2 separate regions of the Mus musculus genome follow, and region 2 is linked to region 1. Evidence: chromatin loops called from intact Hi-C (ENCODE). Cell type or tissue: heart. All regions are shown on one strand. Links, peaks and the distances in the headings refer to the core of each region. The heading gives the core; the rest is flanking DNA.

The links. Hi-C counts contacts between places; a loop is a spot of excess contacts. Peaks named below come from ENCODE experiments on the same cell type or tissue, not always from the same donor. Only the 100,000 strongest peaks of a DNase experiment are listed, where the experiment ranks them.
Region 2: a loop joins it to region 1, with 3 times the contacts of the local background. A loop is called at or near these places in 4 of 42 quality-filtered maps.

What each region holds. Positions count from the first base shown.
Region 1 is chr16:30,973,628-30,988,377 of GRCm38, reverse strand. The region is part of intron 3 of Xxylt1 (xyloside xylosyltransferase 1); the gene reads left to right. Gm15742 (a long non-coding RNA gene) reads left to right here and starts at 11,907. Exons shown (of 2, transcript XR_384807.2): 1 at 11,907-14,750. In heart, for the core only: no CTCF peak of the experiment used is centred there; DNase peaks (open chromatin) are centred at 6,847, 10,490, 10,967 and 13,637; H3K4me3 peaks cover 375 bases; H3K27ac peaks cover 2,158 bases.
Region 2 is chr16:30,785,445-30,802,128 of GRCm38, reverse strand. It overlaps Gm33502 (a long non-coding RNA gene), which reads right to left and starts at 8,707. Exons shown (of 3, transcript XR_384806.2): 1 at 8,360-8,707; 2 at 5,867-6,043; 3 at 3,316-4,328. In heart, for the core only: a CTCF peak has its summit at 11,365; DNase peaks (open chromatin) are centred at 6,408, 9,038, 11,358, 11,898 and 1 weaker place; H3K4me3 peaks cover 1,100 bases; H3K27ac peaks cover 3,524 bases.

The DNA of each region.
Region 1 (14,750 bases), core at 6,751-14,750:
CTTGTGGTTGAAGATGTGACTGATCTTCTTACAGCGTCCTGCTTCTGGCACTGTGTTCCGTGTTTCCCACAGCTATGACAGACTCTTAATCCATATGGAGCCGTGAACCAAAACACTCTTTCTTCCACAGTTGCTTTTGGGCATGCGTTTTATCACAGTAACATAAAGGTAGCTAATGCATTGAATTTTTCTTTTTCTTTTTTTTTTTTTTTTTTTAGACACAGATCCCTTCTGTCCCATGACATTTAAGGCTCTAGGACCTGTGGAGTCAAAGAGCCACAGGCTTTTGAAGGACTATCTGATTTGTGTGCTCTTGGTTACATCCAGGCCAGCAACCAGCACCTAGAAGCCTTACTCTCCAGCAGTGAGCATGCCAGTGTCCAGAAAGGCAGGCTGTGGGCTTCCTGCCGTGGGTTCTGGTGTTTTAAGACATGGTTTGCAGCCCTGCCTTGAAATCTAGTATCATGCTTAATTGGTCTCAGAACTATCAGCTCACCAAGCCACCTGTCACCGGAAACTTGAGCAGTGCTGCGAGTCCATTAATAATTCAGCTGACGAGTGTCTTCAGACACAGACAGCCCTTACGCCTCTGCGCTCACTCATCTTCATCTGCCTCCAGAGGAGTCACAGAGAGTTCTCTGTTACAGAGATGCTAATGATTCCAGCAGTAGTGGTACCTCATGCTCTCCCAGAATCCCCTAAACCTCAGCAGTTGGAAGAGGAATGACTGATATAGACCAGTCCCACTCTAATTGCATTAGCCCCCTTGGAAGGTGGTGGGTTTGGAGGGCGGGTCAGCCAGTGACCTGTTTGTGGTTGAAGAGGCAATGTCTACCTTCAGCTGAGGCAGTCCTGGGGAGTGGGTGCCACTGGCAAGTGTCAGGCAGCTTTTGCTCTAGAGAGTAGAGGCTTGTGTACTGAGCAGCGGGGATCTATTCTTTCCTTACCTTTAGCATTGTTCAGCACTCGGGAAGAAGAAAGGCTTTTACAGTTTGTCTCACATATTTTGGTGGAACTTGTTCGAGCTGACTGGATCTGGTCCTCAGTCCCATCCAGTAGAATGATGGACTGTCACCTCTAAATGAGAATGTAGACAGCTTCCAGCCCAGCAGCCAGCCCAGCTCCTTTTTCTTTCTTTTTTTTTTTTTTAAGATTTATTTATTTATTATATGTAAGTACACTGTAGCTGTCTTCAGACACACCAGAAGAGGGAGTCAGATCTCGTTAGGGATGGTTGTAAGCCACCATGTGGTTGCTGGGATTTGAACTCGGGACCTTCGGAAAAGCAGTCGGGTGCTCTTACCTGCTGAGCCATCTCCCCAGCTCCCCAGCTCCTTTCTCATTGATCGAGAGTGAGAAGATAGAGTCAAGGTCTCCCTCCTCCTCCTCCTCCTCCTCCTCCTCCTCCTCTTCCTCTTCCTCCTCCTTCTCCTCCTCCTCCTCCTCCTCCTCCTCCTCCTCTTCCTCCTCCTTCTCCTCCTTCTCCTCCTCCTCCTCCTCCTCCTCCTCTTCCTCCTCCTTCTCCTCCTCCTCCTCCTCCTCCTCCTCCTCCTCCTCCTCCTCCTCCTCCTCCTCCTCCTCCTCCTCCTCCTCCATGGTCTTTTGTAGAGCTAGGGAGATGCTGAGCTCCTGACTCAGCCCCAGATCCTGCCTCTGACACCAACTGTTCTTATTTCCCTGGTGCCATGATGCCGGGGAGCGTGTCTGCCCAGGTTAGCATGCTCATGAGGCGTCTAGTCAGGTTCCTTACACCCTGTCAGTCGTCAGTCATGTAAGATAAAGACTTCCTCCTTAAGCTTTTCTGGGCAACTTTGTGGGGTTTGGTACTGGCAGTTGCCTCTTCAAATTCTCCAGATCTTCCTGTGGAATCGAGCATGGTCTTTAGAGAAGGATTGGAGAAACCAACCCTTCTCATCCCTCTGTAGCCTTCATCCCTGTTATGTTACAGAGTGCCAAGCATGGGACAGTCTGCGGCTAGTCACTGATCTGAGATCCGCCATTCTCATACTACATGCATACTAAAATAAATAAACAAACACATACAAGAGGCACAGGTGGTCTGAGCTGGGAATGGTGTGGTCTCTAGGCCTTTAGCCCCCCAAAGGAGAGGCTCAGAGCTCTGGAAGAATAATTCACAGCCATCAAACTGTGACCCAGCCTCCAGCACCTGCCACAAAGCTGCTCAGACACTTACCCAGGAGCAGTGGCAGAGCAGGAGCAGGTAGTGTGACTGCAGGTCAGAGAAGTGAGTCCATGGGGCACAGTGAGGGACATGTGCGGGCTGTGCCAGGCACGCCTTGACCTCCACTCTCTCCAGTCACAAGAGCTGCTCGGAGCTGGCCCCATCCTGCCCCTCAGCACCCGGAGCCTTGACAAGGGGATCCAGAGCATCCTGAAGGGAGTGAGCCTAAGGCAGTAGGTATCAAGGGCTTCTTCCATGGGCACTGCTTGTGGACCCAGGCCCATTAGGAGAAACACTGTTGGGATAGTGGTCGGAGCGCCACAGATGCCTATAGCATATGTAACATTGCTAGGTGTCCATGCTCAGCACTTCCTATGTAGGTGCACTTCTTCACAGCTAGTACAGAATTGATATTAACATTGCCCCATTTTCCTGATGAGAAAATAAAGACATGGGTTATACATACACCCTCCTAAGACCAGCCCAAGTCCCTGATAAGGTAGAGCCAGGACTCCAGGCAGGGCCAAGACTCTGTATCAAGCTTGTCTCAGGCTGGTAGAGGCCCTGAAGCAGCAGAGAGGGCAGATGTTGGGGCTCCCCTCCCCGGGAGTATGGGACTGACCTTCGCTGGTCATGGTTCAGTCCTCCCATGAGCGGATCATTCTGTCCTTGGGGCCTTGATGTTTGCCTTAGAAATCTAAACTTTTCACTTTCTGAAAGAAGAGAGACCGACCATGTGAGTGTTGACTGGAACATGAGCCTAGAGAAGCTGCCAGCGCCCCAGTCCTCCGGCAGGAATCCTGCAGGCGCAGCAGGAACTTCCCACCCTGAGGGTCTGAGAGCCAGGGACAGAGCCTGCTGCCACAGTTGTCCCTAAGCAGCCTGCTGGCCAGCCAATGACCCCTCCCGTCTTTTCTCCTTCAGCTGGGGCCCTTGCCTTGTTGTTGCAACTGCAGAGCAGGCTCCCTAGCTATTGTTCTTGGAAGCTTCCAGTGCTCTGAGGACCTCTGAGAAAAGAACAAACAGCTAGGAAAACACAGGAGAGTTTAAAAGTGTTTGTGAGTTCTGTGCTGCGCGGAACAAAAGAGGCATTCGCTAGACTCAGCAGTGTTCTAGGGTAGTGAGGATGAAGCAGCCCTTTGAGGTCTGCTCATGGGCTCTGCTCCGTGGTGGCTGGAGACGCTGCTTGTGTCCGGTGCCTGGCACCTACCCGGGAGAGGGGGCTGGGAGCTGCCTTGGATCTCAGTGCCTTCAATCCTCACCCGGTTCCCAGCTCCCTCCTTTCATCTCACTAGAAGGAAGTCAGTGCCATCGTCCAGTCCCGGCTGTTTGATGCCAGCAACCCAGCCACCCGGCTCTCACAGAACACCTCTAATTGCCTGTGTTCAGCAGAAATAATGAGATCATATTTACAGAGAATCCTATGGTTCCACTAGTGATGATGTGGCTCTCCTTGCTGGATAGTTTGTCTCTCTTATTACATAGGTGTTGTCTCTGTTTTATCAAAACAACTGAGACTGCAAGGTGGGAACTGGCATTGTGGGCCTGCCAGCAACGCCTTGAAGAAGAGCTACAACTCCTCAGATGGCACTGCAGTGAGGGGACTGAGACTGGACGCCTCATCTCCACCACCAGGGACCCACTGTCATCCTTGTCTAGGAAAGTCTCCATGCCCAGCCTCTTGCCTGCTGAATGGGCTTAAGTCACTGAGGTTCCCAACTCCCTTTCCAGCCTCCGGGGTGTAGCCCTGAAGGCCTAGGCCAGTCTGTGAAGGTGCTCGCCTGCCCAGTCCTGGGTGCTGGCCTGCAGCGCCTCAGCAGTGGTTGTAAAGGAGCTGCCTTCTGCCTGTCTTCTGGGGGCCAGCACGCTTGCATCAGGCCGTTCCTCCTTGTGTCTTTCCTATGAGTCATGGCTGTGCAGACTCAGTGGTGGTGTGGTGTAGCATGGACCATAAAGCATTATTTCTCCAGGAAGATCTGTGTTGGGGATGAAAACAGCCTTGGTCCTTGGTGCCAGAGAAGGGTGGGAGGGAGTCCTGGCTGGATGCAGCTGTATCCATCCATGGTCTGTGACAGCAGTTGGGGGGTAGTCAGCTTTCTTCAAAGGATGGGCTTTTCCATTGAGGTTTCAGACAGGCCTTTAGGACTGTCCTTGCCCACTCCACACAATCCCATGACTCCTGCACACTTTTGGGGGTGGCATGAGTGTTCCTTGAGGAGTGTGCCTGCATCCTGTCCAAATGGCTATTTCTCTAAGAAGGAGCAGCTGCCCTGGAGGAGGTACCCAGCATCTGCCTGTGGGAAGAATAGTGCTGTTGAGCTAAGATGAGAAAGCCGAGGTAGTAGAATCGCTGTGCCTGTTCGGGGAGGCGGGGAGGGAGAGCGAGAGCGCCTTGCAAGCATTCCCTGAAAGTAGGTTCCTGAGGAGAGAGTTCAGCAGTGAGAGAAGGAACTCTCTTGAGGACACAGTTTCCAGAAAATAGATGAGTTGTCAGATCAGAGGAAACTCCTCCCCACAGTTTCCAGTGTCACTCTTAGGAGACAGGGGCACAGAGGCTAGAGAGCATCTCCCTGAGTACTGTGGCCCTGGGTGGCCATCCTTATACACTGAAGCCTCTAATTAGTGCTTTTCCCTATGGCCTGTAACAGTGGCTGCCCGTGAGAACTGGGTCCAGCAGAAACCTCAGAGTGGGAGAAGTCAGGGACCCCTGTGTTTGCTGCTTTGGCTTCCACGTGCAGATGCTGCTGGCGTAGGGGTACAGTGGTTGCTGTTGGAAGTGCTGACTGAGGACATCTGCGCTGTCAGGGCTGTGGCTCTTCCTTCCAGATGCTCATGTGAGAGGAGAGAACATAGGAGGGATGACATCTCATGTCTGGAATCAGGAGAACCTTGCAGACAGTGGAAGCAGTTGGCAAAGAGCAACTGCCTTCGTGGAGTGTGAGGGGCTGGGGAGCAGATGCCTTCGTCTCCTGTTGTCTGGAAGCCCCTTCCCTTCTTCCCATCCACATAACTCATTATAAGAATTATTTACCATCTACAGCCAATCATTTAAAAACACACAACGCACTCGTGCAAGCTCCTTTAAAGTAACTCAGCTGGAGTCACATTAATCACTCACTGTCCCTGAGAGTTGCCTTGCTGGCTCATCGATACTTCATGAAACATCTCCGGAGTGAGCAGGCACACCTCATATTTCATTCTTATTTATTCTATAGTAAGGTAGTCTATATTTTATTCAGTCATTCTTATTTCCGTGGGCATTCACTTTGCTTCTGGTTTTTTATTTAATGTATAAGTAATGCCATTATTTATAAATGTGCTTGTGTGTCTTTGTGAATTACTGTTTTTATTTCCCAGGGGTAGATTCCATAGAATATTGAGCTGAAGGGTAGGTAGATTTATAATTTTGATAGGTGTTTCCAGATTGTTCATCCCATAGACCATAATAATTTTCCTTTATATTAGCAGTCTATACAACCACCTCTTTCCTGCCCACTCGAGCTCGGCTGTCATTGTCTGGTTGTGCTGGCCTGATGTGTGGGCAGTAACACCTCATTGCTCTGTAGATTTCCAGTTGCCTGACTCCAGTGAATCTCTGCATCCTTTCCTAAGACTATCTGCTGCTTGAGTTGTTTGTCCGCAGATCACCTGCTGTGTCTTTTCTCTTTCTTTCCCAGCATTCCTAGGGTGAGAAGAAGCCTCTGGGCCAGGTGTGTAGTCAAGAATGTGTAGTCAAGATACAGATCTATAGCTTGGGTAGTGACAGATCGGAGGTTCTATGCCGCTCTGTCTTAAGGATCTGTGACATTTGAGCTCATTGAAACTTGTGTCTAGTTCTCATCTTCATTATGGAGCATGCAAAGTTCTTCCGGCATGGTAACTAACACACACATTTCTTGCTTCTGACATGGGTGTGTAACACATAGGCTTTGGGAGATAAATGCATATCAGGTGCTAGAGAATTCCTAGTCAGCAGTCTGGGTCGGGGAGTAGAGCCTGGGGCAAGAATTGGTTTTGAGTGCCCCATCCTGAGTGCTCATTGCTGAGTGCCCCATCCAGAGTGCTCATTGCTGAGTGCCCCATCCAGAGTGCTCATTGCTGAGTGCCCCATCCAGAGTGCTCACTGCTGAGTGCCCCATCCTCTTCTTTTCCTCAGATCCCAGCCAGCACTGTGTGCAGAACAGATGCCCCACATCTGTGAGCCTTATGACATGCAGGATATGAAGAGAACTTGAGTCTGGCGTCAGGAGGTGCAGGAATCTTTTCCCAGCTCTCCAGGCAGAGGTCATCCTTGGGACCTCAGACCCTCCCTCCATCATGGGTGCACAAACGTGGCTCTGGTTTTAGGGAGAGCCAGTCTGGCTGGCTGTATTCTTGGGTCTACCGGCAGAAGGTGGCACACTATAAAGCTTCCCTTGAGAGGTTTGGACTGGGTGAGCTTTCAGGATAAGTCGCCACCCTTACAGAACGGAATGCAGAGATGGTTCCCCAGCAGATTTTTATCTCACTCTGTTAATTGACTCTTGGAGTGTTCGTGGAATTTCACTCCCTTGGGCCTGGCTCTCGAGGCCTCATGGCCTGGCGCCGACTCTGCAGTCTGGAGCCAAGTTGGACAAAGACTCGCTGCTCCTCAGGCTGTGCCCAGTGGTCATGTTACTATCTTTGCTTGTGCTATTCTGGCCGCTAAGGCTCCTTACTGGCTCTTGGCTGCCTTTCACAGCAGCTCAGGATACAGTCAGGGCTGCCTACAGTCCTCTTCGAGTGTGCATAGTCATCGTTGGGTCCCTGCCTGCCTTGTCATTGAGTCTTGGGGACATAGTGTAGTGTTCCTTCCAAGGAAACTCTAGGTCTGTAGTTTGTTCAGTAAATGATTAGAAAGTGAAGCAGAAAGTTAAATAAAAGGTAAGTACGTGTGTGTGGCCAAATCAGTGAGAGAGAGAGAGAGAGAGAGAGAGAGAGAGAGAGAGAGAGAGAGAGAGAGAGAGAGAGAGAGAGGCTTCACAAACACAGCATCAGCGCTGGGGGTAAGACATGGGTGCTGGGGCTTCACAGCCTGCCCTTGAATCCATTCTCCACTGCCACGTAATGCTGAGGCTTTGACAGGCTGTCTTTGTACTTCAGTTTCCACATCGGTCAGGTAGGAGTCAGGATGATACCCTCTTGTAGAAAAATTGAAAATTAAAATGTGTAAGAACCTCTGAACAAGTCTCAGCACATAGCAAGTGTTAATGTCCCTTAGCAGACCAGCTATTCCAGGAGAAATTACATCGACTTCTTACAGACTTGTCAGAAGTGGAGAAAGAAGTGGGGTTGTCAGAGCCCCAGCTGTAAATTCACCTCTGTTTAGATCCTGTGTGTCTAGTCAGACAGAGGTTCTCTCGGGAAGATTCTACCCTTACTATGGCAAGAGAAAATATCAGGAAGTCCCATGGACCAAGAACCAACTTTGGCCAGACCCTGCGTGAGGGCACCTGAGAGCTCTTTCTCAGCAACCCCCAGATGTGTTCCCATCATACAGGAAGCAAGGCTCAAAAGGGACCAGTCCCTTTTCCAGGATGTTAGATCAGACTCCAAAACTCATGCTCTGCTTAATGGAGCCGAGAGGTGCATGCCTGTGTTCATGTGTGCATGTTCCTGGCAAGTGGGTGGGCGTCATGGACTGCCTCTGTCTTGCTCAGGAGTGTGGGTTGATGTGGGCTGATGGTCCAGGAGTCTGGGGCATCCAGTTAGCCTCAGCCCGTGTTGACCCAGTGTTCCACGGATCACACAAGGCTTTTGCCAGGCTGTACCTAGATACCTTTGAGCCTTGCTGCCATCCTCTGCTCAGTGAGAAATGGTCTTGTCGGCTTTAAGACACAATGACTCCACGCTCACATTGGCTGAGCTGGTACTGATTATGGATTAGTCTCGGCACCGAGGCATTTGCACAGCACATACGCAGCAACTGTAGTGCCGAGTACAGCGGGCAAGATATCAGTTCCGAGGGTATCTCCAGCCAGTCTCAACAGTTTCTCTGCGTATGCAGCAGGCACGCTCTGTTTGAACAAAAACTACGCAAGTAGGCGGGTAAATAGTAGCCATATTTACACATTTCCCCTCAGGAAGCAGCGTCAGGCCATTTCACTTCTACTTTAAATTGAGTGTGTATTTTGGAGAATTCTATTCTGTGGTAACTGAGATAATATAGCTCCCCTGCTCTCTGGGGACAGCATGTATTAGCCTTGTCTGTCAGCCTCACCAGCCTGAAGACAGCAGGTTTCTTTGAGAAAAATGTATCATTATGAAGTTGGCAGCCAAAGTGGTGTACGTATGAGGAGGGAATGATGCAGGAATATCCTGAGTGGCCACTACTACTATGTCTCTTCCCTGAAATCCAGTCTCCATGACAGGTGCACCCCTTCTTAGGAAATGCTGATGCCATCAAACATCTACCCCAAGAGAACTAGACTAGCTGGTGGGATTCATGGAAGCCCAGCCAAAAGTTGGTTAAGTCCCAGCCTGTCTCTCCCTCCTTCCATTTCTCTCTCTTCCTCTCTCTCCCATCCTGGCCCCCTTATCTCCCAGTGGCTTCTATGTTGATGTCCTACTTCAGACTTTACTGGGGGAGAGAATCATTGCCCATGTCCTTAGCTGAGGTGAGCTCAGTAGAGCAGATTGTGATCCAATACAACTGTTGCCCTTATAGAAAGAAGAAATTACAGCAGGCACTCAGAACAGGGGAATGCCACGTGGAAGTGAAGGCAGAAATCGGGGCTTTGCCTCCATCAAATAAAGAAAGGGCCAAGATCATCAGTTAGCCACCAGACATAGCCAGAGGCCTGGGCAGGATCTCAGGAGCCTGAGCTGTAGGCCGAGGAATTCCTGTTGTTTAAACCATCCAGCAGGTTGCACTTTGGTCCAGCAGCCCTAGGGAGTGAATACGGATCCCCCTGCTCCTGGCATGGAGAGCATCCGGCAGGTGAGAGCGAGCACAGGCCTTTTGAATGGGGCTGCTGTCCAGGAGTGTAGATCTACAACATGGTGGCATCTGCTATAGTGCAGAGACAGATTAGGAGAATCGCCAGACAGGGTGTTTTCTAATTCTAGATCTGGCCATTTTTAGTTAAGACTTCATTGCCTGGTCAGTATTTTGGAAATATACTTTGGGGCTGTGGTGAAGAGTGTACTGCAGATGAGGCTCGTCACCGTGCCAGGCTTGCTGTGCCACAGCCTTCGTATCACTCAGGAGTGCTTTAACAGTTGTTATAGAAAGAAATCCTGGCTTTGCTTCCCTAGGGTGAAGCACAGCATGTTTCGTGTGTGTGTGTGTGTGTGTGTGTGTGTGTGTGTGTGTGTGTGTGTGCGCATTCGCGTGCGTGTGTGTCTCCTGTAGGCACATACGCAGAGATATTTATCAGGGACAGATGTAAGAAAGAGAGAACTGGAAGAATAGATTGAGTTTCACTTTGAATATGTTTTACAAACAGATATAGTTCTTTAAACAAAGAAATATTTTACTAAATGGCAAATGAGGGGGAGAGAGTTAGCAGTTAGTTGGATGTGCTTGAGAAAGGCGCCAGTTGTGCCTAATTCCAAACACTTGGGTATATCTGGTTGTATATTTTTATACATGTAATTTGTGCATTTCTGGCTAGCATCTCTGCAGAACTGTTTTCGGTACATGATTGCATTTAGCGAAGGGAAATGAACTGACAGGAGAGGCCTATGATTGCACTTGTATTTGTGGCTCTCCAGGGCTGCCTCTGTGGGTCTCCAGGATCTTGACTGTGGTGTCTGATCTGTGGAGTGAGGAGTGAGACTCATCGTGGAGAGTGGTGTGCAGAGCGCCCTTAGAACTGTCTTCCTTGGGCAGGACCATTTTCAACGTGTATTAAAGTTGATGTGATTCAACTGTATAAAGCTATATAGCATTAGTCTTATTTGCTGTACACAGAACCTCTCCCCCCAACCCCTGCTCCCTCATCCCAGCACTGGCTAGCACCCACTGGACAAGGGAGCCCCACTGTGGAAAATGAGTTTGGCAATGTTTCATATCAGGGTTTAAATTCTCCCATTTAAAAACTGAGGTGGTGTTCTCACCATGCCTGTCTCGTGAGGATATGAGATTATGAAGCCTTGCTGGTCAGTTTGAAGTGGGAGGCTCAGAAAGACTGGTGAGGTTTAGTCCTGACAGTCCTTGTTAAGTATACCCTAGAGCCCACAGCCCTTCCTTCCCTCTGAAAGTTGGGAGGAGACAGCATGCCGCCTTGCCACAGGGAAGCTGCAAAGTGAAGGCTGCACTAGGCAAACAGAACCGAGCGCTGTCTTCCGCAAGGCACGGGGCAGATGCCCCATGTGTTGGGGATTTATTTCCTAATCCTGTTACCAACAGAAAAGGACCCTAAGGAGTCTCTAATTTTATTACCAGCCAGGAGCAGTTTATCTTTGGTCTGTGGCTGGTTGACCAGGGCTCTCTGAGCATCTCCTTGCCATTCTCCCTATCCTTCCAGGGGAGAGCCTGGAGGTTCTAACCTGACCCAGGAGAGTAAATGGGGGAGGATCCCTCTCTTGGGGGCTCAGGATGGGGGCACACACTTGGGTCCTGATTTGGAGGTAGCTGAGCAGTGGGGAAACAAATGAGGCTTCAAGTTAAAACTGGGTTGCTGCTCTCACCTACCCTGCCCTAGCTTCCTGGACAGCCCTCCCTGACCCTCCCTAACCTTCCTGTGCTATGTACAGCAGGACTGCAGTAGCACTCACTGCCAGCAGGGGTCACACCTGAGTTGCACTGAGTTGTTAGCAGACCTTCTATGGGCTCCTCCCCCACCCCAGGCTGATTGGCTGTGCTCTGTAAATGTTCAGCCTACAGACCTGGATGCCACTCTGAGGCACAGCCAACTGGAGATGGTTAATCGCCTGGGAGAGGCGAAGGGGAAGGAGTGCACAGTAAATCACAGTTCTCCCTCTATAAAGAACACTAGTAGATAACAAATGACGGTCCTTTTGGTCTCCACAAAAGCCTTGTGGAGTTATCAGTGATTAAAGTAACTCATGGTTATTTTCTGTCACTTTATCTAATAATGACAAGTGAGATACTGGATGTAAAGAACTCATATTTAGCTTAAAGCAGTCCTTACCCGCACTAGAATCAGTACCTGTGTGGTTCCAACCGACACTAAAGGCTACAAGCAGGGAAACACTGCCTGGCATTAATCAGAAGCCTTGTAGGAGCATATAAATACTACCTCTAAAAGGACACTGTCACCATAAAGGAAAGCCAGGAAATGGGAGGCAGCAAGTCCTTAAAGGCTGTGACAAGCATCAGGAATAAAGGAAAGGTGAGCCCAAGATGCTGGGGACACTGTAAGTCTCAGCAGGATGACCCCAGGGGTGCCGGTCTAGATAGTGTACGTGCATCCTGCGGACCCCAACTGAAGTAGGTCTGCAGTTCATTGCTGTGTAGACTCTGGTTTCTGTCCAGCTGTTTCCCCACAAATCAGGCCCTGCAGAAGTAGTCCTTGCTAACCAGAGCAGACCTAGTGTGACGTGGAAAGGCATTTCTCCTCCTCCTCCCCCTCCTTCTCCTCCTCCTCCTCTTCCTCCTCCCCCTCCTCCCCCTCCTCCTCCCCCCCCCTCCTTCTTCTTCTTTTTGGTTTTTGAGACAGGGTTTCTCTGTGTAGCCCTGGCTGTCCTGGAACTCACTCTGTAGACCAGGCTGACCTCGAACTCAGAAATCCGCCTGCCTCTGCCTCTCAAGTGCTGGGATTAAAGGTGTGCTCCACCACTGCCCAGCTTTCCTGCTTCTTTTTACATAAAGAATATACTGAGCCACTTTCGTCATTAACACTTTAAAGGTGTTAAGTAAAGATCCGATGCTTTTATGTCACCTGCTCTCTCTGATGTGTACAGACATTTGTTTGAGGTAACTGAGCGACTCCACTGTGGGCGCCATGTAACACCTTACTATTGAGTTGCTGCATCCTGTCTGTGACTTCTCTAGTTCTGTTTCTGAAGTCTCATTTCTCTCTTGTGGCCCCTGGCCTCCTATCCCTGCATCCCACTCACACACCATGGTCCCTCGAGGTCAGCTCAATGGCACCAGGCACCCAGAGTGGTCCTGCTAAGTCCATGGTCCTAGGCTCCTATCTTCATTCACCATGAGCCTTTACTCAGTCTGACTCTGGTTGTCTGTGATGCTTGCTTGCCATTTTCACCTTGGTTAGGTTAGGAAACAGCCCCTGTAAAGGCATCCAGGGAGGGTTAGGGAGTGTGTGCAGTGCTGGTCTATGGATCCGACTGAATAGGTAGAGGAAAAAAGATGTGAATGGGTCAGGTGTCAGGATCATCGCTCTCTGCTCTCTGCCCCTCTGGTGTGTGAGAGCTCCATGCTCCTGCTGCCACAGCTCATGCTGGGCTCAGTCCTTCCTCCTCATTGCGGGCTCTACTTCAGACTGTGACCAAATAGCCTTCCTTAAGTACTTTCTTGTCAGTTACTTGCCGTAGCATTGAGAAAGGGGACTAGTTGGCATACTATAGTTATATATGTACTAACGTATGAAAGTAAATACCAGTGGGAGGTAAATTTGCAGGGATATTAGTCTTGGTTCACTTGATCAGTGAGTATTTAGAACATATGATCACATGGCTGAGTAGGACCCTTAGGTACATGCACGTTAGGCCTGTCCAGCCACCAGAATCGAGGTAGTCTGGGGTCAGCTCCTGTCTTCTTGGGGAGCCTGGACAGGTTCATTCCGTGCTGTACAAAGACGCCATTTGTACTGCTTGCGTGAGAGAATGTTACTGTTTCTTCCACTTTTTTGTTTCAGTTGCCCAAGTCCTGAGCCACAGTCCTCTCTGGCTGGCTGTGTGATAGATTTTAAAGGTCACACAAAATGTGGCCTCTTCCTCTTCCCCTTGAGTCAAGGGAGAAGCACAAGAATAATCAATAATTCTAAAAGGCAAAAAGCATCGTTGTTGCTGTTTTAAATTTAGTTCTTGTCTTAGCTTACTTAGGTCTCTCCTGGATTCTGAGCTTGTAGGAGTCGGCCTATGCAACTCGGAAGGATCCAGAAACTATCAATACTGGCTCCTGGGTGTGACAATGTTTCTGCACTTCCCTTTACTCCCAAATAAAACCACTTAGTGTGGCGGCTAGGCCCAGCCTGGTATCCCAGTCTGATATCCTTCCCACGTAGGGCTTGTGCCCCCCTCTTCTCCCTAGCTCCCACAGCATTGCCCCATGCCTGCCTCCCATCAGGCAGCCTGTCCAGTGGGATCATTTCAGTCTACAGATGCTTAAAATCCAGACAGTTGGAAAGTCTTCCGCCTCAGTCACATTGTTATCAAAAAGAAGAGAGAAACGTGGGTAAGGCGTGGAGAAAAGAAAATCCTTGTCCATTGCTGTTGGGGCTGTAGACTTACAGAGTCAATATGGAAAGCAGAAGTGCTCCCGCGTGTGCGTGCGCAAAGGAAGGCAGTCTGTGCTGTAAGGAAACCTGCAGTGCAGTCCGCGTTCACTGCAGCAGTGACAACTGTGGCCAGATACAGAGTGTCCACGGGTGGATGTGTGGATACAGAAAATGTGATAAACGTACACTGGAAGATCCTTCACCCTGTAATAAGGAGGATATTCTGCCATGGCCACAACGTGTGTGAGCTGAGGGCCTTCTACTAAGTGGTATAACCCAGGCACAGGAGGAAGACAGCTTGATCTCGCTTGTACACGGGATCTCAAAGGCAAAAGCTAGGTGTTTACTACACAGAGATGATTCTGGAGGCAAGGTGATAGCTACGGCCATAGAGGTCAGGGTAGGAAGAAAATGTAGGGCTGGGGAAGTCTCAGATCTGATGGACACCAAGGGGGTTGAAGGCAATAGCGCTGTTAGATTAAGGGTTTTTGCTATAAAGAGTATAGATTAGATATTCTACATGCATATGCGTTCACACGCATGTGCGCACATAATAAAAATGAACACATAAAATTAATTTGTTTATCTTTGTTAACCATTTATGTATATATAAATCATCACACTGTAAACATTAAACACATACAATTTAAAAATCAATTCTTTGCTAACTGTTGAAAAAATAAGGCATGCAGGACATACTTTCTGATGTGTTCCAATTTCATATATTTATCTTAGTACAGGGCCAGCTGTTCTCATTTCTGTTCAGGAAACATGATAATCAGAGATTCATTTCTAACCACCATACTTTACTCAGATTACACTAAATCTATAGTATACAAAGTGTCTCTGGGACTAATTAATGTTTTTAAATGTTTACCTAAAGCACATAGAAATTGTATACATTTCTCAAAAAGAGAAAAGAAAAATGACCCAAGGGCCAGGCAGGCTTTGCAGCAGGGGATGTTTTGCTCGGTTCCCTGAGGTGCTCATCAGTCTGTGTTTTCCCATGTGATCTAGGAGGTTAATGAAGGCACTGTGGGGCCCATTGTTATTTCTGCACTGTGAATTGATTAGCCAGAGGATGTACAGTGTGGCAGTGTGTGGCCAGGCCTGTGTGTCTCTGGCAGTGGCCCAACAGACTTTGAAGATAGCATGCTGCTTCCTAGTCACGACCTCTCGGC
Region 2 (16,684 bases), core at 4,680-12,679, 180 kb after region 1:
TGTAACATATGTGCCTTGTCCTCACAAAGGCCAGAAGAGAGCCTTAGATCCCTTGGAACAGGAGTTAGAGATGGTTGTAAGCCACCATGTGAGAGCTGGGAATCCAACCTGGACCTCTGTAGGACCAAGTAGTTTTAACTCCTAAGATATAGCTCCAGCCTCTAAATTTGAAATTTTTGAGGTTAAATGTACAGAAAAATTAATTGGATTTTACCTTTTATATTCTACAACTCATTTAGCTTAAAGAAAATATTTAAGTGGCGGAGAAGCTGCGATTCTAATATCCCAGTGTAAAAGAGCAGAAGTTATTTCCTTCTTTTGTTTTTGTTTTTGGTTTGGTTTGGTTTTTTTGCCCCCTTTACCTCCTTGGACCCAGCTAGTTGATGGAACCCACCCACACCTGAGAGCAGACATCCCCAGGTCAACCTCCCCACTCACTCACCAGCCTTGAGAAACAACATCATGGCTACAAAACTACTGCTTTGTCAATGTGCCAGCAAGTTTTGTCAACTTGACACAACCTAGACATAACTTGGGAAAAGAATCTCAGACGAAAAGAATGCCTCTATCAGATTGACCTATAAGTAAGCCTGAGAGCATTTTCTTAGTGATTGATATGGGAAAGCCCAGTCCATGTGGGCGGTGCCTTCCTAGGTGAGTGGTCCTGGGAGGAGCAAGGACAGGAGCTGAACCTAAACACAAGAAGCAAGTCAGTAAGTTGGGTCTCCTGTGGCCTCTGCTTCAGTTCCTGCCTTGGGTTCCTGCCCAGCTTGAGTTCCTGCCTTAGCTTCCATCAGTAACTGACTGTGACCCAGGATATGTAAGTCAAATAAACTTTTCCTTCCCAAGTTGCTCTGGGTCTTGGTGTTTATCACAGCAATAGAAATCTAATTAACACTTCAGCTATCTAAGTTACTTATTAGCAAACTAACCATGACAATACTCCATCTTCCAAAATTGTAGGTTTTTCTCTGTTCCTGTTCTGAAATTCCACAGCCATGTGCCTGGCACAAGCCTGGTTTGATTCATTTTCATGGGTATTTTAATGGAGACCAGTTGTCTTAGTTAGGGTTTCATTGCTGTGAAGAGACACCATGACCAAGGCAACTCTTAGAAGGGGACAACATTTAATTGGGGCTGGCTTACAGGTTTGGAGGTTCAGTCCACTATCATCAAGGCATGAGCATGGCAGCATCCAGGCAGGCATGGTGCAGGAAGAGCTGAGAGTTTTACATCTTCATTTGAAGGTTGCTAAGTGAAGCCTTGCTTCCAGGCAGCTAGAATGAGGGTCTTAAAGCCAATGCTCACAGTGACACACCTACTCCAACAAAGACACACTTTCTAATAGTGCCACTCCCTGGACCAAGCATATTAACCGCCACACCAATGGTCTAGATATTTGTATTGATCAATTTCGTTTGATGATTTCTTCATTCTGTCTTCTTTCTGAAACTCCTATTGTCTGGGCAGTTGGTCTCACAGCTTGATCTCTAGCTTTATACAAATATGGATATTTTTTAGCCGGGTGTGGTATGTGTACCTTTCATCCTAGCACTTGGGAGGAGGAGGCAGGAAGTTTGAGGTCAGCCTGGTCTACATAGTGAGCTCCAGGCCAGGGATACATATATAGTAAAACCCTGTCTCAAAAAAAAATTTTAGAATATATATATTTATATATATATTTGTACACACACTTACACACACACACACACACACACATTTCCTTTTCGTTTCTGCTTTTTGGCTCTCTTATCCAACAGGTTTCTTTCCCTTAGCTTTCTAATCCTTCGGTTGAGTCTTTCATTTCCGCTGTCAAGGTCATAAATCACAGGGTTTTGATCCTGTTTTATGGGCTCCTTGGTTCTGCTTCACAGTTCCTATGAGGAGACTAAGGACAGTTTTCTACTTGTCTCTTCCATACTCCTCCTTCCCTTCTCCTTGTTGTGGACGGTGGCACTAGAGGCTGTCATCACTGCCTGGTGATCCTTAGCTCTCAGTGTATCTAGAAAAGAGGGTCCCTAACCATTGCTGTGGCTTGCACACATTCCTCAAGCTTCGGACGTGTTGACAAACAAGAAAGCCCTCACTTCATACCAGTGCCGTGCTCACGGAAATGCCAGCCTCTGGATCCATGAGCTCAGCAGTCTTGCTTTGTTTTGTTTTTAAGTAATCTTTCCAGCCTATGGTATGAGTTCACCTCAGCAGAAAAGAACAGTTAACTAGACGCTCAGGAAATGAGGCCTTCATCACTGGTGTTTTCTGTCACAAGGCCACTTGGCTGGAGCACTCAGATAGCAGCAACATGTTCTCATATTTCCTCTTCGGCTGTTCCATTGCCTCGGAGAGCACTGTTCATCTCCTGCTTCAATGATATCCCTTTGGGCGTTCCTGAACTCAAGGAGCTGGGTGAAAAAAAAGTCAGTAAATCCAACCTGTGCTTTGCCAGCTTTCAGTGTTGCTGTGCTCTGCCCTTCACCTCCCTGCTGTTCCTACACTGCAGACTTGCTTCTCTTAGGTATTGGGGCTCAGCCTTTAGTCTTCAGCAGAAGGCAGTACTGCTGTGTGGAGCTAGGGACCAAGCTGAGGTCCATCCATTTATCATACAACTTTTACCCCATCCCCTCACTTCCCTTCTACACCTGCAGAGATATCTAGTGTTGCCAAGTCTTCGTTATCCTGAGTACCCTGAGCATCCTTCAGTATAAAGCCAGGCTACCCTTGGTTTCTCCAGTGACCGTCTTCAAGCTCAGCTTTTTCAGCGTTGCCCACCACTATTCTATCTGCTTTCCCACCTCTGGAGTGCTGTTGATGTCTCTGCTCCCACTCTTTGTCCTTATGCCACTATGCCTTTAATTTCTTTCTGTTTGTTATTTGTAAAGATTTGTTTACTTTCCGTGTGTGGATGTTTTGCCTGAATGAATGTCAGTGAACCATGGGCATGCACCCTCTGAGACCAGAAGAAGACATTGGAGTCTCTGGAGCTAAGGTTACCACTGATTGTGAGTCACCATGAGAGAGAGCTGGGAGCCCACCCCAGGTCCTCTGCAAGAACAATAAGTATTCTTAACGGCTGAGCCATCTCTCCAGCCCTTGTATTTCTTTTTCATTTTTAAGTAATATTTTGAGATGGAGAGAAGATTAATACATATATTCAACACATCATTTTAACCTGATGTCCTGATCATATTTCATTTCAAAATATTTCAACAAACCCTTCAAAGTAGCAATCTGCTCTGTTGCATTTAGAATAACATTTGGTTAGCAAGGCCATATTTCACAATCTTTATAAACTGTTATTTTTATGGCAAGCAAGGTGACCTTTGAGGTGACAGAGACAATTTATTATCAGGAAAAACAGGGAATGAGCTTATTACAAAAATCTCAGGTTTGGGTCTTTTTAAAGATCTCCATTTCCACCAAATATTAAAGGTTTGCTGTTTGGATGAAGAAATCGTACTCAGAAACACAACTGGGAAAAGTCTGGTGGCTGTCTGTTGGGGTCAGGGCACTGGTTCTCCAGCAGCAGGATTGGACTCATCACCAATTGCTTTAGGAACAAGAGAATGACTCAAATTCAAACAGAGGACTGACTGCTTGTGTGTGTGTGTGTGTGTGTGTGTGTGTGTGTGTGTGTGTGTGTGTGTGTGTGCGCGCGCGCATTAGGTTCTAAAACCCCATATGTAAACTCAACCACTGAGCAACACCCCAACCCTTGCCAGGAGTCTGGACCAAGTTTTCTTGCTTCTAAAGAAAGAGTCAAGCATAAGAAAAGAGACATCTGTTGGTGCCCTGGATACTGTTGTTTTTGAATGTCCTGCCCAGGCCTGTGGCAGCCATCTGGCAGGCGCTCTTAGGTTCCCAACAGAAATGCAACAGCCAAGGAAAAGAATGAAAAACCGTGATTTCCTGATGACTTTATCGAGCCTCGGACTGGAATGATCTTGGGCTTTGCCTTGCTGTTAACTCCGGTTATGGATGGTGATATATGGATTGTTTCTGAGCCAACTCAAGCCAGGGGTCCTCCATTGTTTGCAAGTGAAAGCATCCCAGCTCCTTGTGCTGCCAAAGTCCAAGCCACATTCCTAGGCCGGAATGCATTCGTTTCTCAAAAAGTATGCAGACCTGCTGATTTATGGTCCCTTCAGGTCATGCAAATAGGTTCAAGAAGAATGCGTTTAATATCTGTGCCGATGATGAACAAGCACGTGACTCGCACTCAGTTGGGCCTGAAGGTTACTTTTCTGTAGGTATTTATTTCATTGTTCTGCATCTGCCTTTCCATCAGACAAGATTCTATCATATTTCCTCCATTCAGTTCAATCCTAGAGCTTAGATAATAAAGCAGAAAAGGGAAAGAGATGGAATAGAATTTCATCAGTAATTAGAATGGATGATACAACTGTTAATTGCTTGTATCAGTTTTACTATTGTTTTGAGATTATCCTTTTGATGAGATTTCTTCTCTGAAGATGATTCTGAACACCATTAATTGAATTCCAAGGCCATAAATTATTCCCTAAGAGAGAGAGAAAGAGAGAGAAACAACAACAACAACAACAAAAAACGTTTCGTATAATGTGCCAGGTTTGGCAGAAAATACCCGATCCAGGGTTGATGTATGATGGGCCAAAGAAACTAGGTGAACAGATGTTTTAAATTAGGTGTCCTGCTACATGATGGCAGACATTGAGGGTTGAGTAGGTTCAAAGCCTGGCCTGACCACTGATTAGATGGGTAGCTGTGGGTAAGCTACCTAAACACTTTGTGCCTCAAGCTTACTCACTTGTAAGAAGAAGGTAACGGCGATGCCTTTCTCACAAGTCCTTGAAAAGATGAAGAAGGCTGAATGTGTTTCTCCCATCCCGGCAGCAGCCACTCAGACCTGGTCTCTTGGCCTCACTCTGAGCCTGGAAAGTACTCCTGTCCACTTCTATTTTGATCTGTCTGTCCTTCCACTGTAGGAGCTCTCAACTTCCACCTTGGGATTTCTGCCCACTCTTTGTTCTGATAATGTCTTTCTGTTCTATGAGTCTCCAAAGCTCTCCTGTCACCCAAACAAGCCTAGACAAAGGGGCCAGGAGAAGGCAAGCCTTTTCTTAATACTAGTTATTTGGATGGAATGTGTTGGGTTGGGAGTCCTTGAAGGGCCAAGAAGTCCTCTTTGCAAAGAATATCTCTAAGCTGTGAATACAGAAGGACACAGAGAGATAAGACACACAGGAAATAGCGAACTTGTGAGAGGGGGAGAGAGGACTCTGAGAACACCTAAGAGAGTTTTGAACTCCTAGTAGACCATATGACTGGAATAGGAACATGGCCATACAGTGGACAGGGGTAAATGAGTATGTAACCAGCTTCTTGTCACTGTAATAAATGCCTTGGATAAATCAAGTTAAAGGGAAGAAAGGGTTCTTTTGGCTCACAGTTCCTGAGGCACACAGCCCATGGTCATTGCCCTGATTGCTTAAGACCTATGATGAGACAGAATGGCATGGCAGAAGTATATGGCAGAGGAAACCTGTTTCCTTCTCGTTGGCCAGGCAATGAGGAGAGGGCAGAGGTCACAGAACCCTTTGGAGAAATGCTCCCATAGCCCTAACTTCATCCACCAGGCTCCACCTCCTAAAGGCATCAACACCTCCCCAGATCACCACACCTTGGCAACTAAGCTCTTTTCATAGGGTTTTGGGGACATTTAAAGTTCAATAGAAGGGGCGGGGAGAGCATGAGCGGAGCCACCATGCCCTTTCCTTCCCATATGACACAGTCGACAAACACTGTGGATAGAGCCGACATGGTCACTTGATCTTTATCCTTCCTCATCGATCTGCTCACTGCTGGACTCTGTATCAACATTGATGCTCACCCTTGCTCTTTGACTGGAGTTGCTGGGGTTGCTGTCCATCCCCCATCACTTTGTGGGAATATCCTTCTTGTACAGCTACACGCAGCATGTAGGCTGTTGACCACAGCTATAGAACTGGACTCCTGAAGTTCATGAATCAATGAACATACCTCTTCCCAGGGATGTCTTGCTCTCTTCCTGCCAGTGAGAATAGAGAGACCCAGTTACCTTCAAGGGCTCACTCAGTGGCCACCTCCTAAACAATATGGGGGTGGGGGTGGGGAGATATGAAGAAGTATAGCTGAACAGATAGATGCTTTTCATAGTCTCTCTTGGAACCCTCCTATCTCAGGGTGAGGTCATCACATATCGACTGCTTTGGGTGGACTGAGCACTCGAGACTGGGCGTCTGTTCTCTCATAAATGTCAAAACTGCTTCCTCCACTTCTAACAAGGGCAGCCAGCAGACTCCAGTACACAGTGCAGAGTGAACCAGGTCTTGGTTTTGGGAAACCAGCCAGCTACTTCCTAAAGATGTGCTATGGTGACTCATGACCAGCTTCCAGGAGAGAATAATCCAGAATCTATTGCCAGCATTTAACAATAGCAGTAACACTGTCTCCTAGAAATGATGGACGTCACTACCTCCAGGGGAAAAGGAGGTGGTCCGCCCAGCTGCATCCTACAGGAGTCTCCCTTCCTCTCAGGTGGTCAGCAGAGCAAGCGGGATGGGCTGAGGTGTGGGTGAAAGGTTGTCACTTGTTCCACAATCAGGGAGCCTGTAAGTTGTCTCTGTGACCTTCTGAGCCTTGGGGCCCTAGGGTAGTGAAATGAAGCTGTAGTGTTTATGCGATCCTTAAGTCTCTTTAGAGCCCAGAAACTTCTTAATGCAGAGACCCTGCCATACCCCAGATGTGCTCCTGTCTCAGAAGCATCAAATAATTAAACCTATAGAGCCCTAAGCAGAGGGGTGATTCTTCTTGCCTTTTCTCTATCAGCTTTAGTCACCATTGGCCTCATGTCCTGGCCATTGCCGGCTTAACTTGTCTTACTCCCCTATTCACATCAATTGGTCAGAAATGTGGCAGATATTTGGATTTCTAGGAGAGAGGGTCCCACTAAGGCTTCTCCTAAAGAAGCCTTCTTGTCCTGGGCGTCTCGCAAGATATGATGCTTTAAAGAACGAAGAATGCAAGGATGGAGCAGAACGACACCAGTATCTAGGCAGGATGTGATACAGTGGGCTTTAACCTCTTCAAAGGGCCCCTCGGTTGTTATCGACTCTCCTAGCTCTACCAAATGCCTGTGTTTCATACTCAGTCTGACCAGGATGGAATTCATGTTCCATGCAAACCTGCCCTGCTTTCCTCGCTCTCTACTTCAATGCCACCATAAGGATCCTCCCTGCCCTCCCTAGCATCTGATCTAGTCTTAGTCTGATGGGGGCCAGATATTTCCACATCTTCCCCCAAATGCCTGGGGAATATGCATATGGCGTGGTATGAGAATTCAGACCATACCCTCTGGACTTCAGATCCTGGGCATGGGGCAAACTCTAGAGAGTGTTCGTACAGCAGTGGAGGTTAGGCGACATGGCTGTCCTTTTGAAGTGGGAAGCAGGGTAATCGCGTGTAGAACAGGCTAGCGCTTAGGGTTGGTCAAGTGCTTCTATGTATTCAAATGCTAAATTCTGTACCCCAAGAGCTGGTTACCCCAAGACGAGCAAGCAAATTCTCATATACTCCAGTTTTTGTTGTGCAAACCTTGCTCTTCAGGTTAATTGGTCAATAAAAGACTAAAGCCTATGATTGGGCAGTAGAGAGAGAGAAAGGCGGGACTTGAGGATTGAGGGGGGCGTGTCTCAGGAGAGAACAGTGAGGAGAAAGGAGACAAGAGAAGACAAAGAGAGGAAGAGGCAGCCATGAGATGAGATGGGCCATGAGCATGTGACCAGGAGAAAGAGCAAGTGGCAAGGGACATATGGCTGGGATGAAAATTAGAATAGCTCCAAACCTGCCCAATCTAGGCTTACAAATTTTAAATAAATACCAGGATATCTTATATACGGGATAGATAGAATATATAATTCTTACTACAGTTTGCCTCAAAGTCACAGAGCTCTACCTGTCTCTGTCTCCTGATGGCTGGGATCAAAGGTATACACTACTACTACTCCCACGCCCTTCTGGCTGTGTGGAGTGACCTTATTCCAGCCTCTCTTGGTTCCCAAGTTTGCTTTTTCCAGCTTCCCCATTGACCTAGTGAGATCTAATGATTACACAACAGGTAAGCTCCTTTTCTTCTGTGATATCTAGTATTGGGAGTTCATTGTTTGCAAGTAAATACTGATTAGTGTCCTCCCCTCTCCAGATCCCCAGGCCAGTGAGCTGGGGGTCATTCCCGATAGTCCCTGTGACACTCTCATCACTGTCCCCAAGGCCCAGTAGCTCTGCCTGACCTATCTCCCCACTACCCCCCAAACAGGCCCAGATTAAGTTCATTCATAATTCCTACTGTTCTGTAGGCAGGTCTTTCAGCTGGAGAAGTTCATTATCAGGACCATCTGCTTTGGTCAAACTTCCAAGTCAAAGTCCAGGAGCAGACTACCATTCAGTTTCCTTGGTAGAGAAGGAGATGGAGAAAAACGGAGAGCAGACAGGTGCCGAGGGAGTCTGAGAGGAGAGGGACGAGAGAGGCAGGTGAGTGACACAGGCGTGGCTCAGGCCCTCCTGCTGCAGCCTCGAGACTGCCTGGCCAGCTTCTCTGCCAGTGTCACTGGTCCGTGAGCTCTCTATGCTCACGTCAACGAAAACATATTAATTACCCTTTAAATGGAAATAAATTAACTTAAGAAGATGCAGTTTTATCTTGCTTTTATGGCAGCCAAGTTCCCCGAGGATGTGTTAATTGATTTTAAATCCAAATCAGCCTAATGCACTTGGGCACTCTGCCCAGTGGGAGTGAGCTTTGGCTCCTGGAAAGGAAACGGCTCTATGCCAACTGATTTGACACATTTTTATCACTGCGGAGGAGGTAAGCACAACCACGGGTGGAGAAGGTCCAGCAGCACCAGGTCCTCTGTGCAGATAGTAAGTATTTATTGAGCTTCTACTCTATCCGAGCACTGTGCAAAGCACTGTTGTGTAAGGCTGGGCGACTCAGCTTTGGCCCTGAGCACTCTAAAATGCCTACCAGGGGCTTTCTAAAGTGTCATTGCCCGGCCGGTCCTCCCTGACTCGATCTCACTGGGGCTGGCTTTCAAGGCTGGCCAGGCCTACAGGAACCAGATAGTGGGATATCGATGGGCTTCGTGGAAACACTAGGAGAGGAAGTGAGGACAACTACCCAGGGGCCAGCTTGGCTGAACTGGCAATTCTTCCACTTTTCCAAGCTGTTCCTCCATGACGACACAGGAGCTGCATGAGAGGAATAGGGCTGAGAGTCTGGAGAGGTGGTTCTAGTAGCTTAGCATCCTCATCCAGTATTGCCAGATTTAGCAAATGAAGGATGCAAGATACTTCCATGAATTTGAATTTTACATAAATAGCACTTGTTTTTAGTGTATGCCCCCATTTAACAGTTGGGGCATGCTTGCACTAATAGCTACTTAACTGGGTGTCTGTGCTTTACCTGGCAGCCCATCCATTCCCACTCCCGAGAGATACCCCAGACCCCAATGGCTCCCACCCCTGATATGAAGCAACATCTACCCAATAGGAGTGCAGTGGCAGCAGGGAGGGCCTGAAGAGCATCCCAGAGGAGTCTGCCCATAGCTGTGCTCCCCAGAAATGAGATCTAGTTCCACCACCTGCCTTGGCGTATTAATTATATTTCTTGTTGTGACAGAAGAAACTAAAGTATGGCCTTATTTTGGCTCATGGTTTGAGGAGAGAATCTATCAAGTCAGGGAGTAGTGGTGGCAGGAGTGGGAGGTGGCTGGTCATATTGTGTCTAGTCAGGCAGCAGGGGGACATGGCTGGATGCTGGTACTCAGTTGAATTTCCTGTGATTCTTCTGTGGATTCAGTGTAACTACCCTAGCCCATGTATGGAGTCACTTACACCCAGAGCAGATCTTCCCCAGCTAAACCTCTCTAGACATCCTCAGATGTGTGTCTCCCAGAGGTGTGTCTTCTAGGTAACTCCAAACCAACCCAGTTGAGTTGACAATGAAGATTAACCATCACAGCTGGGCACTAACGTGGAGCATCCTAAGGAGAATGCACATGAAAAAGACACCGTCCCACCCAGAGGGACTCAGGGGGACCCAGAGGGACCCAGAGGGCAGCAAAGGAGGAGTTAAGTCAAAACAAATCATCTTGATACAAGGTTAGATGGCCAGGGAACACAGAGAGGGAAAAGCTGATTTGTTTTGGTGGGTGGAAGTCTTGCAGGCGTCCCGGAAGAGGTCATATTCCCTATCAACAAGATTCCTGACATGTATATAAAATAGCCTCCCCGCAGCACCAGCACATATCTGAAACCCTTCAAACTTTGGCTATCATGACAAAGCTCCCAGCAGCCCCAGCAATCCAGTTGCAATTGACTTCCCAGATGAAACGTTTGTGCTATCCATAACCCAGAAGGGAGCCTCACACTGTAATAGAAACATTTCAGCAAGGGCATGCCAGGTAAATACTCTTTACCCCACCGTGCAAGGGGGCTTGTATGCTTAGAGATGTAGCTAGACACTAGGGATTGTGGTGAGCATAGAATGGAATAGCTACCTCAAAGGTCTATCAGGAGCAGGGTAAGGGGAGTTTGGCATCTCAGGGCACTCTCACTTCTATTTGAAAGCTGGGACGCCTGTTCTTGCTGGAGGCAGGCTTCCTCCCAAGGGCCTGCCTGAGCACAATAGCTTGCTCCTGACACTTGGTAGACACTGTGCTAATAGGGAATACCAATCACGCTCTTGGTTAATATTTAGCCACCTGAATTTTGAACAGATAACATTTCAGAGCCTGCTTTATGCTTGCCTACACTGAATGAGGACAAAGAAACACTTCTCATTCATTGCTTCTTCCTTAACAAGGGCGAGCACTTTCCAAAATGCAAACATTCACAGAGTCCTATCTGAGCCTAGCCCTGATAACACCCCAAAGGTGGCTGGAGAAGAAAGCCTTGCTTGGGTTGCTTGTTTGCTGAGCAATACGCTAAGAGAACCTTCTCTGGGGACTGGTTGCGGGGGCCGGGCCGGGGGGCTCTTTGGCATGTGAGAGTGCCATGGGAATGACTCTATAGAGTCAGAAATGGTACCCAGAGATGCCTAGTGCTGAAGGCTCTGGAGACAGAATAGTTGATGGTTAATTAATGCTCCCCAGCAAGTCGGACAGACAGCTCCAGCTGCCCCCACCCCCCACCATGCTGGTCTATTAACAGCATTGGGCTCCTCTTGCAAGCTGGGGCACAGTGAGGAGCTGTCAAGAAGTGTTTTTGAGAAATTAAAGGGACATCTCTAAGTGGGTACACACCCAGGAGCAGGCCAGCCTGCCTGGCTCCTCCTCAGCCTGCCTTGCTCCTCCTCTGGCTCTGAGGGAGTAATGCCTAACAGTATGCCTGTGTTTCTGCAGGAACTTGATTAAAGCTGGCTGCCAGACAGAGCTAGCCTGCGTGTGTGGCCACTTCAAGCCAGGCAGAAGCAGCTCCCAGGCCCTCGTGGGTCCACTGCACTGTGGAATCGGACCCTTAGACCCTCTGAATCCTAGAAGAAAAGAGGTGATACCACTGGGGAGCTAAAGCCTGAGCTTTTACCTCCTCTTCCTCCAAGGGGCTCTACCGGACTCCCCCAGTCTCTCCTGCCTGCCTGCCTGCCTGCCTGCCTGCCCTCCTGAGTGCTATCCCAGGTTTTGAGCCAACTGCCCTTACCATCTCTTCATGTTTTCGCCTTTCCCAGGCCTCTGTTATTACATCTAGCCAGCCATAGCTGTGTGTAAAGTGACATTGTTTTCATCAGACACTGTTGTCCACTGCAGGGGCCCAACACGCCACCCCTCCTCTTCCCCCCTCTCCACTTCTCTCCTACTAGGAGGGTTCACTGGAAGCCACAGGAAGGGGTGTGGTTGCTGTGGTTGCCCAGCTGAGAGCTGGATTGGGGGAAATCAGGAAGTCCAGGCTCCCTTCCAAAGCAAATTGGAAAGATCCGCAGCAGCCAGGGCACTGGATAAACAATTGTCCCCAAATGCAGGGGACAGCCAAGGAGGTTTCAGTTCTATGAAAAGTTAAAACTTTGGTTCTGAAGTACAATCCTACCGATGAGGACAGAGCCTTTTTTTGTTAGTTCTTATCAGGTGTGGGAAGAACCAAAGATGGAGATCGAGCAGTATAAAAAGCAAAGCATCCCTCTGTCTCCATGACCTGCAGTCCCACTCATCAGAGGTAAAGTGTGAGCAGTGTCCGGGGTCAGTGAGGGCTCAAACAGTGAAGCTGCACAGGTTTGGGATGGTGTGTGTGCACTCAAGCACTCACCTGTTGCACACATGTACACGTGTGAGGGTAAGCCTGCGCCATAGTCTAAGAGCGTAGGCTCATCTATTAACTACCTGGGCCCCCTTCCTTCCAAATGCTAAGTCCAACAGTTTATTCAGTTTTTGTTTCCAAAACTGTACCATTTGTACATTATGAATAATAATGGAAACTGCCTATCTCTCTGTGCAGATGTTTTCCAGTTCATGAAACATCCGTAAACTCACAAAGGGCTCGTGTTCTGCGTACACATGCCTCTCAGCCCACCTCCTTCCAGAAGTAAAGATGTCTGCCGTAAACCTCCAGCATATGAACCACTGCGAGGTTTGTGATGCACGCTGCAGCCCTCGGGGAAGTATTATCCCCAAAAGACATAAACGGTGTCCAGACTTGTCTCAGGGTATAGAAGCGGTAAGCAGCAGGGCTGGGTGGAAATGGCAGCTGCCATGCTTCCTGGGAACCAGGAGATCGGATCAGCAGGGAGCGCTGGGCTCATGTAGCTGGGCAGAGGAGGCTCCCAGAGACCCTCACACCTTCCCTTCCTCCTTATGATTGTGAGTGGGCCACAAGGACTGGTTTCAGGAACCATAAGCGTAGAGAAGAGGCTCTTCCCCTCTCCTCCCCTTTGAGATATCATGGCCTCAGTCCATCTGTTTCACAATTGTACTTAAATGCTGTGTCATCACTTTTCCTGGAGACGAAGATGATGCCACCATACACAGTGTAGAACAATACAGATAAACAGGAAATAAAACCCAACAGCTGGTAGAAATGTTCTTAGAGTTTCCCCGAGGAAAGTTAGCACTAATGAAACCTTGACTACTCTCAGGCACTAGCTTTAAGCAACAGCTTTAGACCACCAGGTATAGGACACTCACCCAAATTCAAGGGCTGTTGGTTTCAGTGATATTTAACCTGCATGTGACTTGTGTCAATAGACAACAGTGGGACTTGATAGTTTTAAAGGCTACTGCTTAATTTAAAAAATCAAGTTGAAACACTCTATCCTTTGGGTAGAATCCAATGATGTTCTCAGAAACATCGGCTTGGCCCCTGAGTCTGAAAATGGCTCCGCCTCTCTTCTCTTTAATGTTATTATCAGTGGATTCTGCTATGAAGAAGATAAGCTTGCTCTAGAATTTCAGCAACTGCCACCGTGCGTCACAGAAGCCGCAGGGCGCAGGGCTGTAGAAAGACACAGGCAGATAGGCTGCAGCTACAATGCCAGGCATTGAGTGTCAGAGTGGCCATGTGTGCTCGGGCAGCGGGAGTGGCCAGGAGACACTGGAGTCACTTAGGGGAAAAAGAATCCGAGGAAGGCTGAGGACTCTGCAGGGCCATGGATGGTTTGCGGCCTGTTCAGTAGCAATGGCAGAAGAAGAGGTTTGGCAAGCAAATAGGTGCAGCTGGGCACTGAGCTGAGGTCTCAGTGGTGTGGATAGTGAGGGCGGAAGTTGACAGAAGCCACAGATGTGGCAGGAGGAAGGGGTCTGAGTCAGCATGTGCAGGAGGGGTGTGCTGTTCCAGGGTCTGTCCGGGGAATTTGTTTTGTGGATCCTAGAGTAGTGCTGATTGATTCTTTACAGACAGAAGGACATGGTCTCACAGCACCCAGAGATAAGTGCTGGCCTCTGAGTAGCTTGTAGAAGAACCTTGAGAGATGGGGAGGTGGGGAAGTCTCGGGGTTTTGTTGCCTCTCCTTTAGGGATTCTCTAGAAAGTTTTCATGTTTCTCAAGAAGTGTTGATCTCCAGCCATATTCACACAAACACACACACACACACACACACACACACACACACACACACATGAGAAAGAGACGGAGACAGACAGACAGACAGACAGACAGATGGGTTACTGGTTTACTGTTCCTTCCCAAGAGTTTAAATATGGGACTGTGGGGCATCAGAAGATACTTCTTGGGTGACAAGGGCACTGGAGCAGGAAATAACACAGAACAAGGAAGTGAATAAATAAGCTCTAACTTGTGTTTTCAGAAGATTTTCTTCTTTTCAACTAGAGGACCAAGAAAACAGGGAGGCCAGTGCGTGCTTTGCTACTAACTATTTGGGGTTTTCTTGGATGGATCTTAACCATCTTGGATCTGTTGAGTTGAGGAAGGTACTCAGTACCCTAGCAATCCCAAGGTTGCCATATTTGCCACAGGGAGATGATTGGGCTGGCCTTCATTTCCCTACATGTGCCCCTCACCCTCTGCCACTTAGGAAGGGAGCCAGGAAGTCCTGGAAACAGCTGACCCTGCACTATGTGGTGGCCTCAGAGCAGCTGGCCCTTGGCTGTGAACTGCTCAACCTTCTGGGGCTGGGAGGTGGTGAAGGATCTCCACAGGGACAGATCTATCTACTGAGGGAGGGGACAGCCAGTGACCCCGCAGTGCCTTTGTCTTGGCATCTGTGGCTGGAAGAGCCTAGACCCACTCTGTTCTGGCTGTTAGAGGGCAAGGTGGTAATGGATGGGGAGAGGGAGGGCAGTGGTATTGACCTTTTAGTAGGCAAGAGGAGAGAAGAGAAGACAAGAGAGAGAAAAGCCGAGGACCAGGCAACCTCTCTTGTCTGTGCTTATGTCTGAGATCTCTACAGTCATATTTATTCCCAGAACAGTCAAAAGATACAGATATGTGGGAAACGTGAGGGTTCTGCTATGACCAGGCACCAGTCACAGGGCAGGGCACTCACAGGTTTAGGACTCTAAGACTCGTATCAGCACCCTGCTAGTCTCCCTGGCCACTCGCTTGCCCAGTCTTAGTAAGCAGAGGGGAGGCAGCTTTGAACCCAGCAGTGTGTGGCTATGAGGACCTCTGCTGCTGTAGTTGATTAGTCTGCTCTAATATCCCTGTGGTGGCAGGGGGTTCCTCGATATCTGCCCCAATGCTCTGGATTCTTGAATGAAGCACACACACAAACACACACACACACACACACACACACACACACACAGCCTTATATCTAATATGCCTTAATCAGCTCAATGGCTGGACCACTTCCAAACTTCCACATTGCGAACGCCTCCTCTTTAATACTCCTGAATTATTACTTACTAAAATCTATATTCCATCTTTGCTACCCTAGACTCAGTTGGGTGAAGAGGGGCCCCCTGGGGCCTCTCTTCTCAGCTCTTACATGATTGTACACTCTCTCTTCTACAGATCTCAAGCCCGATCCTTCTGCTTCCCTGGCATGGCGGTACTAAATCCTTCTTCTTCCTTGGGTTTCCTTGCCCGGGAAATCTAAAGTCCCATCTCTGTCTCCCTGCCCAGCCATTGGTGGCCGGCAACTTTATTTACTAAGTAGAACCAACTGGGGGGACAGGGACCCACTGCATCTTATATGAGGCATTCTTGAGCAATTTGGGAACCCATAATGCAAGCATTAAACCAAATCCACAACAGACCTCAGCAGTTTAGCTGCTGTGCGAAAGTATGATTTGAGTGGCCTTCACGGTTTGGGGCAGTGAAGAATTAAGAGGGTGGTGATTCAATCCATTATTTGCAGAGGTGGGACCTGCAGAAAGTTGTTAGGAATGATAAGGTCATGGGTGGGGCCTGACTATGAATCCTACTGCTTTATAAAAGGAGAAACAGAGACCAGATATGCACAGATGTGTACACACTGCTATCATGCGATATTCTGGACTGTATTGGTATTCCATCAGCAAGGATCAGCAAGGAAACAGTCATAGATGAGGGCCCCAGACCTTCTATTTTGGTTATAACTATGGCCAAAATAAACCTCTTTCCCATATAAAGTATCCTGCTTCAAATTTAAAATAACTTCTCTTTATAAAGTAGTCTGCTTATGAAGGCATATTTTGTTTCAGTAGCAAAACAATGAACTAATATCAAATACTGGCCCAAGGATTTCCCATTTTTCCAGAACTCAAGAATACAATCGGTGACTGAGTATGGTATGAAACTCTGGTTCTTTTGGGATGCTCCCTCCTCTGTCCAAACCTAATATAAAATATGAAGATAACTCTCTCTCTCTCTCTCTCTCTCTCTCTCTCTCTCTGTCTCTCTCTCTCTGTCTCTTTCTGTCTCTGTCTCTGTCTCTGTTTCTCTCTCTCTCTCTCTCACACACACATACACACACATCTTTTACCAGCATCTGTTGGAGTTACTTGTAGGTAGGTGGGTCATGGGTCATTTCTTCCTGGGAAATGTTCTATTCTCCAAATGAGGACCATGTTGACTTCTGGAGCTCTGGATCATGGTGCCCCAGTGCACTGTGAAAGCTTAGACAGTAAAGGGCCAAGTGCTTAGCTTAAAGACTCAGGCCAATAAGTCCTCCAACACCAAGTGATCAGTCCTGTGGTCATGTGCTTACAGGTAACATTAAATGTACTGAGAAGGTTGTGTATTT